2 separate regions of the Homo sapiens genome follow, and region 2 is linked to region 1. A link is a loop called in an ENCODE intact Hi-C map of the cell type or tissue named here. Cell type or tissue: PC-9. All regions are shown on one strand. Each heading gives the region's core, and the rest is flanking DNA. Links, peaks and the distances in the headings are about the cores only.

Region 1 (5,376 bases), core at 256-5,255:
CATGTGCACAATGTGCAGGTTAGTTACACATGTATATATGTGCCATGCTGGTGTGCTGCATCCATTAACTCGTCATTTAGCATTAGTTATATCTCCTAATGCTATCCCTCCCCCCTCCCCCCACCCCACAACAGTCCCCAGAGTGTGATGTTCCCCTTCCTGTGTCCATGTGTTCTCATTGTTCAATTCCCATCTATGAGTGAGAACACGCGGTGTTTGGTTTTTTGTCCTTGCAATAGTTTGCTGAGAATGATGATTTCCAATTTCATCCATGTCCCTACAAAGGACATGGACTCATCCTTTTTTATGGCTGCATAGTATTCCATGGTGTATATGTGCCACATTTTCTTAATCCAGTCTATCATTGTTGGACATTTGGGTTGGTTCCAAGTCTTTGCTATTGTGAATAGTGCCACAATAAACATACGTGTGCATGTGTCTTTATAGCAGCATGATTTATAGTCCTTTGGGTATATACCCAGTAATGGGATGGCTGGGTCAAATGGTATTTCTAGTTCTAGATCCTTGCAGAATCGCCACACTGTCTTCCACAATGGTTGAACTAGCTTACAGTCCCACCAACAGTGTAAAAGTGTTCCTATTTCTCCACATCCTCTCCAGCACCTGTTTTTTCCTGACTTTTTAATGATCACCATTCTAACTGGTGTGAGATGGTATCTCACTGTGGTTTTGATTTGCATTTCTCTGATGGCCAGTGATGGTGAGCATTTTTTCATGTGTTTTTTGGCTGCATAAATGTCTTCTTTTGAGAAGTGTCTGTTCATGTCCTTCACCCACTTTTTGATGGGGTTGTTTGTTTTTTTCTCGTAAATTTGTTTGAGTTCATCGTAGATTCTGGATATTAGCCTTTTGTCAGATGAGTAGGTTGCGAAAATTTTCTCCCATTTTGTAGGTTGCCTGTTCACTCTCATGGTAGTTTCTTTTGCTGTGCAGAAGCTCTTTAGTTTAATTAGATCTCATTTGTCAATTTTGGCTTTTGTTGCCATTGCTTATGGTGTTTTAGACATGAAGTCCTTGCCCATGCCTATGTCCTGAATGGTAATGCCTAGGTTTTCTTCTAGGGTTTTTATGGTTTTAGGTCTAACATTTAAGTCTTTAATCCATCTTGAATTAATTTTTGTGTAAGGTGTAAGGAAGGGATCCAGTTTCAGCTTTCTACATATGGCTAGCTAGTTTTCCCAGCACCATTTATTAAATAGGGAATCCTTTCCCCATTGCTTGTTTTTCTCAGGTTTGTCAAAGATCAGATAGTTGTAGATAAGTGGCATTATTTCTGAGGGCTCTGTTCTGTTCCATTGATCTATATCTCTGTTTTGGTACCAGTACCATGCTGTTTTGGTTACTGTAGCCTTGTAGTATAGTTTGAAGTCAGGTAGCGTGATGCCTCCAGCTTTGTTCTTTTGGCTTAGGATTGACTTGGCGATGCGGGCTCTTTTTGGTTCCATATGAACTTTGAAGTAGTTTTTTCCAATTCTGTGAAGAAAGTCATTGGTAGCTTGATGGGGATGGCATTGAATCTATAAATTACCTTGGGCAGTATGGCCATTTTCATGATATTGATTCTTCCTACCCATGAGCATGGAATGTTCTTCCATTTGTTTGTATCCTCTTTTATTTCATTGAGCAGTGGTTTGTAGTTCTCCTTGAAGAGGTCCTTCACGTCCCTTGTAAGTTGGATTCCTAGGTATTTTATTCTCTTTGAAGCAATCGTGAATGGGAGTTCACTCATGATTTGGCTCTCTGTTTGTCTGCTATTGGTGTATAAGAATGCTTGTGATTTTTGTACATTGATTTTGTATCCTGAGACTTTGCTGAAGTTGCTTATCAGCTTAAGGAGATTTTGGGCTGAGACAGTGGGGGTTTCTAGATATACAATCATGTCATCTGCAAACAGGGACAATTTGACTTCCTCTTCTCCTAATTGAATACCCTTTATTTCCTTCTCCTGCCTGATTGCCCTGGCCAGAACTTCCAACACTATGTTGAATAGGAGTGGTGAGAGAGGGCATCCCTGTCTTGTGCCAGTTTTCAAAGAGAATGCTTCCAGTTTTTGCCCATTCAGTATGATATTGGCTGTGGGTTTGTCATAGATAGCTCTTATTATTTTGAGATATGTCCCATCAATACCTAATTTATTGAGAGTTTTTAGCATGAAGCGTTGTTGAATTTTGTCAAAGGCCTTTTCTGCATCTATTGAGATAATCTTCTGGCTTCTTTCAAGATTTTCTTTTTGTCTTTGATTTTTTTTTTTTTTTTTGAGACAGAGTCTTGCTCTATTGCCCAGGCTGGAGTGCAGTGGTGCGATCTCAGCTCACTACAACCTCCACCTCCTGGGTACAAATGATTCTTGTGCCTCAGCCTCCTGAGTAGCTGGGATTACAGGCACCCACCACCATGCCCAGCTAACTTTTTTTTTGTATTGTTAGTAGAGACGGGGTTTCACCATGTTGGCTAGACTGGTTTCGAACTCCTGACCTCAGGTGATCTGCCTGCCTTGGCCTCCCAGAGTGTTGGGATTACAGGCATAAGCCACCACGCCTGGCCTGTCTTTGATTTTCTAGATGTACATTTCTTTGGTATTTATCATGCTTGGTGTATTTATCCTCCTCTGAGCTTCCTGGTTTTGTGGTTTGGTATCTGTCATTAATTTTGGAAAATTTTCATCCATTATTACTTCAAATATTTTTTTCTGTCTCTTTCTCTTTTTTTCTGTGTGGTATTCCCATTACATGTTTGTTGCATACATGAGTTTCATTTTTTATTTTTGTTTTTAACTTTATGTGTACATATTTAATTAAAATAGAATAGGCATAAATCAAAAACAAGAAAATAATCAGGATAAAGTGTCCTGTCATTTAGTTTGCAAGGAGGAATCAGGAAGTGCAACAAATTACTAGAAAAATATTCTAAAACCATCTGAAGTGGCTAGGTTACATAATCTTCAGAGTCAAATGCCAAAGTTAAGTATTATACCACTTAATCCACAAATGAAAAAAAAGAGGAGTCAAAAGTTTATCTTGTTCAGGCTGGGCGTGGTGGCTCATGCCTATAATCCCAGCACTTTGGGAGGCCAAGGTGGGCGGATCACTTGAGGTCAGCCTGGTCAACATGGTGAAACCCTGTCTCCACAAAAAATAAAAAGATTAGCTGGGCATGGTGGTGCATGTCTGCAGTCCCAGCTACTCAAGAGGCTGAGGCAGGAGAATTGCTCAAGCCCAAGAGGCAGAGGTTGCATTGAGCAGAGATTGTGCCGCTGCACTCCAGCCTGGGCAGTGGAATAAGTGAGACTCTGTCTCAAAAAAAAAAAAAAAAAAAGTGTCCTGTTTACTAGAACAATTTTTACATTCAATCTATAGTGCTACTGGCAACTTTCAGAAGAAAGAAGTTTCCATTATGCATTGACTAGAAAATCTCAAATACAACTAAGCAGCTATGCTATGCTATAGCTCGTTAAGTATCATTAAACTGCTCTGGGCTAGTGTACATTTCAGATTAATAGAGAACCACATTTTGCGTTTTAGAAAGGCAGCAGTAATTCTATTTCAGCTTTTAGTCTGGATGCTTAACACAGTTAAGGCGACAGTTCAAGCACATTAAGTGAAGGTAGTTAAGATTTCAGAACAATCATCACCATCTCTTACAACCTACATACACTGTTTAATGCTTACGTGGAAGGAAACCAGTGGTTTTTTTTTTTTTTTTTTTTTTTTTTGAGACAAAGTCTCACTCTGTTGCTTAGGCTGGCATACAGTGGTTTGATCTTGGCTCACTGCAACCTCCACCTCCCGAGTTCAAGCAATTCTGCTGCCTCAGCCTCCCGAGTAGCTGGGATTACAGGCATGTGCCACCATGCCTGGCTAAGTTTTATATTTTTAGTAGAGACAGGTTTTCACCATGTTGGCCAGGCTGGTCTCGAACTCCTGATCTCAAGTGATCCTCCCACCTCAGCATCCCAAAGTGCTGGGATTACAAGTGTGAGCCACAGCACCCAGCCGAAACCAGTGTACTTTTTTTTTTTCTTTTTTTTTTTTTTTTTTTTTTTTGAGACAGAGTCTCACTCTGTCGCCCAGGCTGGAGTGCAGTGGCGCAATCTCGGCTCACTGCAAGCTCCGCCTCCTGGGTTCATGCCATTCTCCTGCCTCAGCCTCCCGAGTAGCTGGGACTACAGGCGCCCACCACCACACCCAGCTAATTTTTTTGTATTTTTAGTAGAGACAGGGTTTCACCATCTCTACTAGCCAGGATGGTCTCGATCTCCTGACCTCGTGATCTGCCCACTTCAACCTTCCAAAGTGCTGGGATTACAGGCGTGAGCCACCGTGCCTGGCCCGAAACCAGTGTTCTTAATTGGCATTTTATACACACATACACAGAATTAAAAAAAAAAAAAACTATCAAGGGCAATCATTCTAAGTGTACTGTGGTAGAATGTGTTAAAAATGCAAACATCCCATAGAACTAAAGTAACATGAACAGCACTTCTCATGGCCTAGGAGAAAGGTGACTGGTTCTCACACAAAGCTAAGCCTGTATCAGTCATTCTAATCACAATGGCTTATGAAAGTATCAGGTTTCCGGAAAAGCAACTATTCCAGGAAAGTCAGTAAATCTCTTGAAAGTTTCACCTCTATAAAACCAGGATAAGGCTACAGCTCTCTTGAAATCTGAACAGGTTATCAGATGAAACAGTAAGATTCCCAGCCATAATGTGAGATGGAAAGATCCTCATGCAGCGTATGCTCAATTGCTGGCCCCAGAAAGCCTCACGTGCAGAATACAGAAGTTGCCAAAGAAGGAAACGGAGACGTTCAGCTACATTTCCGTCGTGTGATGAATTTTAAACCCTCAGGAATGGTGTGGTCTATTAGGCTTTTCATCATGCTTGGTGTCATCCACTTAATCTGTTCAAAGATAAAAGAAGACATGATTGTAATAGTAACTCGAGTCCCAGATGTTGACAGTATGTCTGCAATTTGAGAGTCCTTCAGTCCAGTGACCTTCTGTCTGTTGATTTCACAGATGTTGTGTTCTGTGAGAAGACCATTTCTGGCTACAGAACTGTCTTTCACTATGGATGTTATCTTTTCTTTCTTTCTTTCTTTCGGAGATGGAGTCTTACTCTGTTGGCCAGGCTGGAGTGGAGTGGTGCAATCTCGGCTCACTTCATCCCCTGCCTCCTGGATTCAAACAATTTTCCTGCCTCAGCCTCCTGAGTAGCTGGGATTATAGGTGTGCACCACCATGCCTGGCTAATTTTTGTAGTTTTAGTAGAGATGGGGTTTCACCACATTGGCCAGGCTGGTCTCAAACTCCTGACATAAGGTGATCTGCCTGCCTTGGCCTCCCAAAGTGCTG
Region 2 (5,376 bases), core at 200-5,199, 51 kb before region 1:
CTGAGATTCATCTGAGAGATGGGCTAGGTCCACAGTCACTGACTAAATACGGAAGATTCAGTAACCGGGTGGATGCTGTCGGGGAGAGGAGGGCTGGGGCCGGAGAGGGGTGGACGTTGTACACACCAGTCGTTTCCATTCGCTGCCTGGGCTCGGTTCCTTCCACTTCTCACTCCCTTAGCTCCGGCCACACTGGCCTCCTGCAGGTCTTCGAACTTGCCAACGTGCACCCACCGCAGGGCCTTCGAGAGTGCCGCTCCCTCCCCTGGGAGGTCTCCCCAGCTATCCGGGGTTCTCCCCGACACTTCCTCCCCATCCCCATTCAGTTATCAAAGCCTATGCCAAAAAGGCCTCCCGTCTCCCGAGTCCCTGCACACCTTTCGCAGTGTGTGTTGAATGCCTTGCCCTCTGTCTCCTGAACCTGGGCCTAAGATCCCGGAGAGCAGGGCAGCTCCCTGTGCCCCGTCATCGTCCATACGGACCTGGCCCGCAGTGGGCTCTGTCACTAAATGGATAACCAGTGCTGGGGAGAAGACCCAGATGATGTGCTGGTGAAGAGTGAGGCGTTCATTCAGCTTGCAGAAGGAGGCTTAGGAAGGCTTTATAGAAGAAAGGAAATGTGAGCAAAGATGTCGTTGAAAGTAACTTTTTTTGAATTAAAAATATTGTATTAACAAAAATTCAAAGCCTTCTGTGAGTTTTCAAAATCTGAATTTCACAATACTTGTGAGTTCTAAAGTTTGTTTTTTGAGACAGGGTTTTGCTCTGTCTCCCAGGCTGGAGTGCAGAGGTGTGACAGCTCACTGCAACCTCCGTCTCCAGGGCTCAAGTCATCCTCCCACCTCTGCCTCCCGAGTAGCTGGGACTACAGGCATGTGCCACCACGCCCAACTAATTTTTGTATTTTTTGTCGAGATGAGGTTTCGCCATGTTGCCCAGGCTGGTCTTGAACTCCTGAGCTCAAGTGAACTGCCTGCCTTAACCTCCCAAAGTGCTGGGATTACAGACGTGTGCCACCACGCCCAGCTAAAGACTGTTTTATAAACTTCATTTTAAGCTCATATTTTGCAAGACAACATAAGTGGGTTTGGATTCAGTTGTTCTCGGTGTGTGAGCCGGTCTTTCCAGTCAATTCATTGATGGTCTAGACAATTTGTGAAGGCGCTGGTTTCAACCTACAGTTTCTGACATACTCCTAAGACCAGGTGAAAAGAAAACCCCCATAAAGACACCCGAATCGCCTCAAAATATGACACTTCAGCCCTTGGGACTAAAGAGGACCCCTGGCGCAGTCCCTGAGAAATGTCTTTGGAGAAATTTTTATTTATTTATTTATTATTTTTTTGAGACAGAGTTTGGCTCTGTTGCCCAGGCTGGAGTGCAGTGGTACAATCTCAGCTCGCTGCAACCTCCACCTCCCAGGTTCAAGTGATCCTCCTGCCTCAGCCTCCTGAGTAGCTGGGATTACAGGTGCATGCCACTAAGCCCGGCTAAGTTTTATATTTTTAGTAGAGACAGCATTTTGCCATGTTTGTCAGGCTGGTCTTGAACTCCTGAACTCGGGTGATCTACCTGCCTTGGCCTCCCAAAGTGCCGGGATTACAGGTGTGAGCCACTGAGCCTGGCTGAGGTGCCATCTCAAAAAAAAAAAAAAAAAAAAAAAAAGATGTGAAGGAATGCCATAGTTCTCAGACTTATTGGGAGAACTAAATCTTTTTTTTTTTTTAACTTTTATTTTAAGTTCAGAGGTACATGTGCAGGATGTATAGACTTGTTAAATAGGTAAACTTGTGTCATGGGGGTTGGTTGTACAGATTATCTCATCACCCAGGCAGTAAGCTAGTACCCATTAGTTATTTTTCCTGATCCTCTCCCTCCTCCCACCCACCACCCTCTGATAGGCCCCAGTGTGTGGTGTTCCCCTCTATGTGTCCATGTGTTCTCATTATTTAGCTCCCACTTAAATGTAAGAACATGTGGTATCTGGTTTTCTGTTCCTGCATTAGTTTGCTGAGGATAATGGCCTCCAGCTCCTTCTATGTCCCTGCAAAGGATAGGATCTCATTCCTTTTCATGGCTGTATAGTATTCCATGGTGTGTATGTACCACATTTTCTTTATCCAGTCTATCATTGATGGGCATTTGGGTTGATTCCATGTCTTTGCTATTGTGAGTAGTGCTGCAATGAACATACGCGTGCATGTGTCTTCATGGCGGAACAACTTGTATTCCTTTGGGTATATAGCCAGTAATGGGATTGCTGGGTCGGATGGTATTTCTGACTTTAGGGGTTGAGAATTGCCCCACTGGGGAAGATGAAATATGAATGAAACACGCCTGACAGTTCCTGGCACAGAGAGAGCACCGCTGTGGTAGTTATTCATCTGAGCATGCATGCCCGGCGTTTCAAATGCAAGGTAGATGCTATTATCCCCACCTTTCAGATATGGAACTGTAGTCAGGAGAGCTTAAGGACGCTGCTTGATTTTGCTCAGCCATAACTGAGATAAACCAGGTCTGTTAGACTCGCAGATGAGTCACATCACAGCCTAAGGGCTCCACAGACTGCCAGGATGCTCCTGCATGAGTCAGCAGATCACAGGAAAGGGAGTTGAGTCGCATATTAATTAGCAAGCAGGGTTTCCTGTCCCTGGGGCTGTGGAGAGGTTTGTCAGTGTCCAGACGAACAACAGATTTTCTGGAGTGGGTCATAACTCAAGATGCTCACATAACGTTGGGGACCAGATGTCCATTCTGTAAGGCTATGTGTTTTTCCCTCCCTACCTCTTCCAGACAGCATCTTTGGGGATTTCCTATTCCTGGAGAACATGAAGACTTTCTAATATTTTTTTTTGAGAGAGGGTCTTGCTCTGTTGCCCAGGCTGGAGTGCAGTGGCATGATGTCGATTCACTGCAGCCTTGAACTCCCGGGCTCAAGCCATTCTCCCACCTCAGCCTCCCGAGTAGCTGAGACTTCAGGTGTGCGCCACCACGCCTGGCTAATGTTTGTATTTTTAGTAGAGATGGGGTTTCACCATGTTGGCCAGGCTGATCTCGAACTCCTGGACTCAAGCGATCTGCCCCACTGGGCCTCCCAAAGTGGTGGGATTATAGGCATGAGCCACCGTGCCTGACAATGAAGAATTTCTGAGGGGTACATTTGCATAGATAATTTTAAGGGAATGTTTTCGGATCCCCAACTTCCACATTCACCCTTTTCTAAAACAGACTGAGAAGTTTGCTTACATTCACAATAGTCTTTTACTGCTTTGCAAACAATAGGCCAAGCTCCTATTTATCTCATGCTCAGTGCTAGGATGCAGGACGTTTGCAAGTTAGCATTCCTAGATTTCTTACATGTACAAGAAAGGGCTTAGACTAGATGGTTTTTGGAAAACTTTTTATTTTGAAATAATTTATTTTATGTAAGTAGGTATGTATTTTTGAGATGGAGTCTCGCTTTGTCCCCCAGGCTGGACTGCGGTGGCACTATCTCGGCTCACTGGAAACTCCGCCTCCTGGGTTCAAGCGATTCTTGTGTCTCAGCCTCCCTAGTAGGTGGGATTACAGGTGCCCGCCTCCACGCCCAGATAATTTTCGCATTTTTAGTAGAGATGGGGTTTCACTGTGTTGGCCAGGCTGATCTCGAACTCCAACCTCAGGTGATCCGCCCGCCTCAGCCTCACAATGTGCTGGGATTACAGACGTGAGCCGCCGCGCCTGGCCTGAAATAATTTTAGATTTACAGAAGAGTTGCAAAGACAGTACAGAGAGTTCCTGTCTATGTTTCACCCAGCTGCCCGTAATATAAACATCTTACAACAACATGGTACCCTTGTCAAAACTATGAGTTAACATGATTAGTACAGTACTAGTAACAAAACTACAGACTTCATTCAGGTCTCACCAGTTTTTCCACTAATGCCGTTTTTCTGTTTCAGCATCCAGAGTCCAGGGTGTCACCTTATCTCCTTAGACTCCTTCAATCTGTGACAATTTCTCACTCTTTCCTTTTTATTTTTATTACCTTGATGCTTTTGCAGAGTACTAGTCAGGTATGTTGTAGAATGTTCTTTTTTTTTTTTGAGACAGATTCTCACTCTGTTGCCCATGCTGGAGTGCAATGGCATGATCTCAGCTCACTGCAACCTCCATCTCCCAGGTTCAAGTGATTCTCCTGCCTCAGCCTCCCAAGTAGCTGGGATTACAGGTGCACACCACCATGCCTGGTTAATTTTTTTGTATTTTTAGTAGAGACGGGGTTTCTCCATGTTGGCCAGGCTGGTCTCGAACTCCTGACCTCGTGATCCACCCACCTTGGCCTCCCAAAGTGCTGGGATTACAGCTGTGAGCCACCGCGCCTGGCCATAGAATGTTCTTTAGTTTGGGTTTGTCTCATGTTTTCTCATGATGGGACTGAGTCTGGTTAGGGATTTTGGGAAGAATCCCACCGAGGTGAAGCGCCCTTCTCATGACATCCTCTCTGAGGGGACACGGCCACACAGGACTTCCTTCTGGGGATGTTAACTTTGATCTTTGGTGAAGGTGGTGTCTAACCACTCTTACCAGGCTGGTATTTTTCCCCTTCAACTTTCAATTTTTTAGGAAGGAGTCACTTAGTCCAGCTCCCTTTCAAGGGGAGGGCAATGAGCTCCACCTCCGGAAGGGAGCAGTATCAAAGAATCTGTGGCCATGTGTTAAAACCATCACCAGGCCAGGTCGCATGGCTCATGCCTGTAATCTCAGTGCTTTGGGAGGCCAAGGTGGGAGGATCGCTTAAGCCCAGGAGTCCGATACCAGCCTGAGCAACATAGTGAGACCCCATCTCAACATACAAAAACTACCAGTGAAGGAGATACTTTGAGGGTATGTAAATATCCTGTTTCTCCTTAATGTTTCACTTTCTAATTTTAGCATCCATTAGTGTATTTTCCTTGCAGCAGATATTATTTGTATTGTGGTGTTCTAATGGTGGTTTTCTTTTTTTTAATTTTTTTTTGCTTTCTTTTCTTTTTTTTTTTTTAAGAGATGGGGATCTTACTCTGTCACCCAGGCTGGAGTGCAGTTGCACAATTATAGCTGACTGCAGCCTCTAACACCTGGGCTCAAGCAGTCCTCCCACCTCAGCCCCCCGAGTAGCTGGGATTACAGGTGTGAACCACCATGTCCTGCTTAATTTTTAAATTTTTTGTGGAGTTGGGTGTCACTATTTTGCCCAGGCTGGTCTTTAACTGGCCTCAAGTGATTCTTCCCGCCTCAGCCTCTCAAAGTGCAGGGATTATAGGCTTATGCTACCTTGCCAGGCCCTTATTCGTGAGTTTCAATTTTCCTTATTCCTTTTACACTTATTTGTAATTCTTTCATAAGGAAAATCTG

The links. Peaks named below come from ENCODE experiments on the same cell type or tissue, not always from the same donor. Only the 100,000 strongest peaks of a DNase experiment are listed, where the experiment ranks them.
Region 2: a loop joins it to region 1, with 8 times the contacts of the local background. A loop is called at or near these places in 2 of 110 quality-filtered maps.

The regions. Positions count from the first base shown.
Region 1 is chr10:6,288,239-6,293,614 of GRCh38, forward strand. It overlaps a transcript of PFKFB3 not described here and the pseudogene SDCBPP1. Among named protein-coding and RNA genes, the nearest start is that of LINC02649, 36 kb to the right of the region's middle. In PC-9, for the core only: no CTCF peak of the experiment used is centred there; DNase peaks (open chromatin) are centred at 2,613, 3,083 and 4,573; H3K27ac peaks cover 2,051 bases.
Region 2 is chr10:6,236,838-6,242,213 of GRCh38, forward strand. It overlaps a transcript of PFKFB3 not described here. Among named protein-coding and RNA genes, the nearest start is that of PFKFB3, 37 kb to the left of the region's middle. In PC-9, for the core only: no CTCF peak of the experiment used is centred there; a DNase peak (open chromatin) is centred at 2,564; H3K27ac peaks cover 1,440 bases.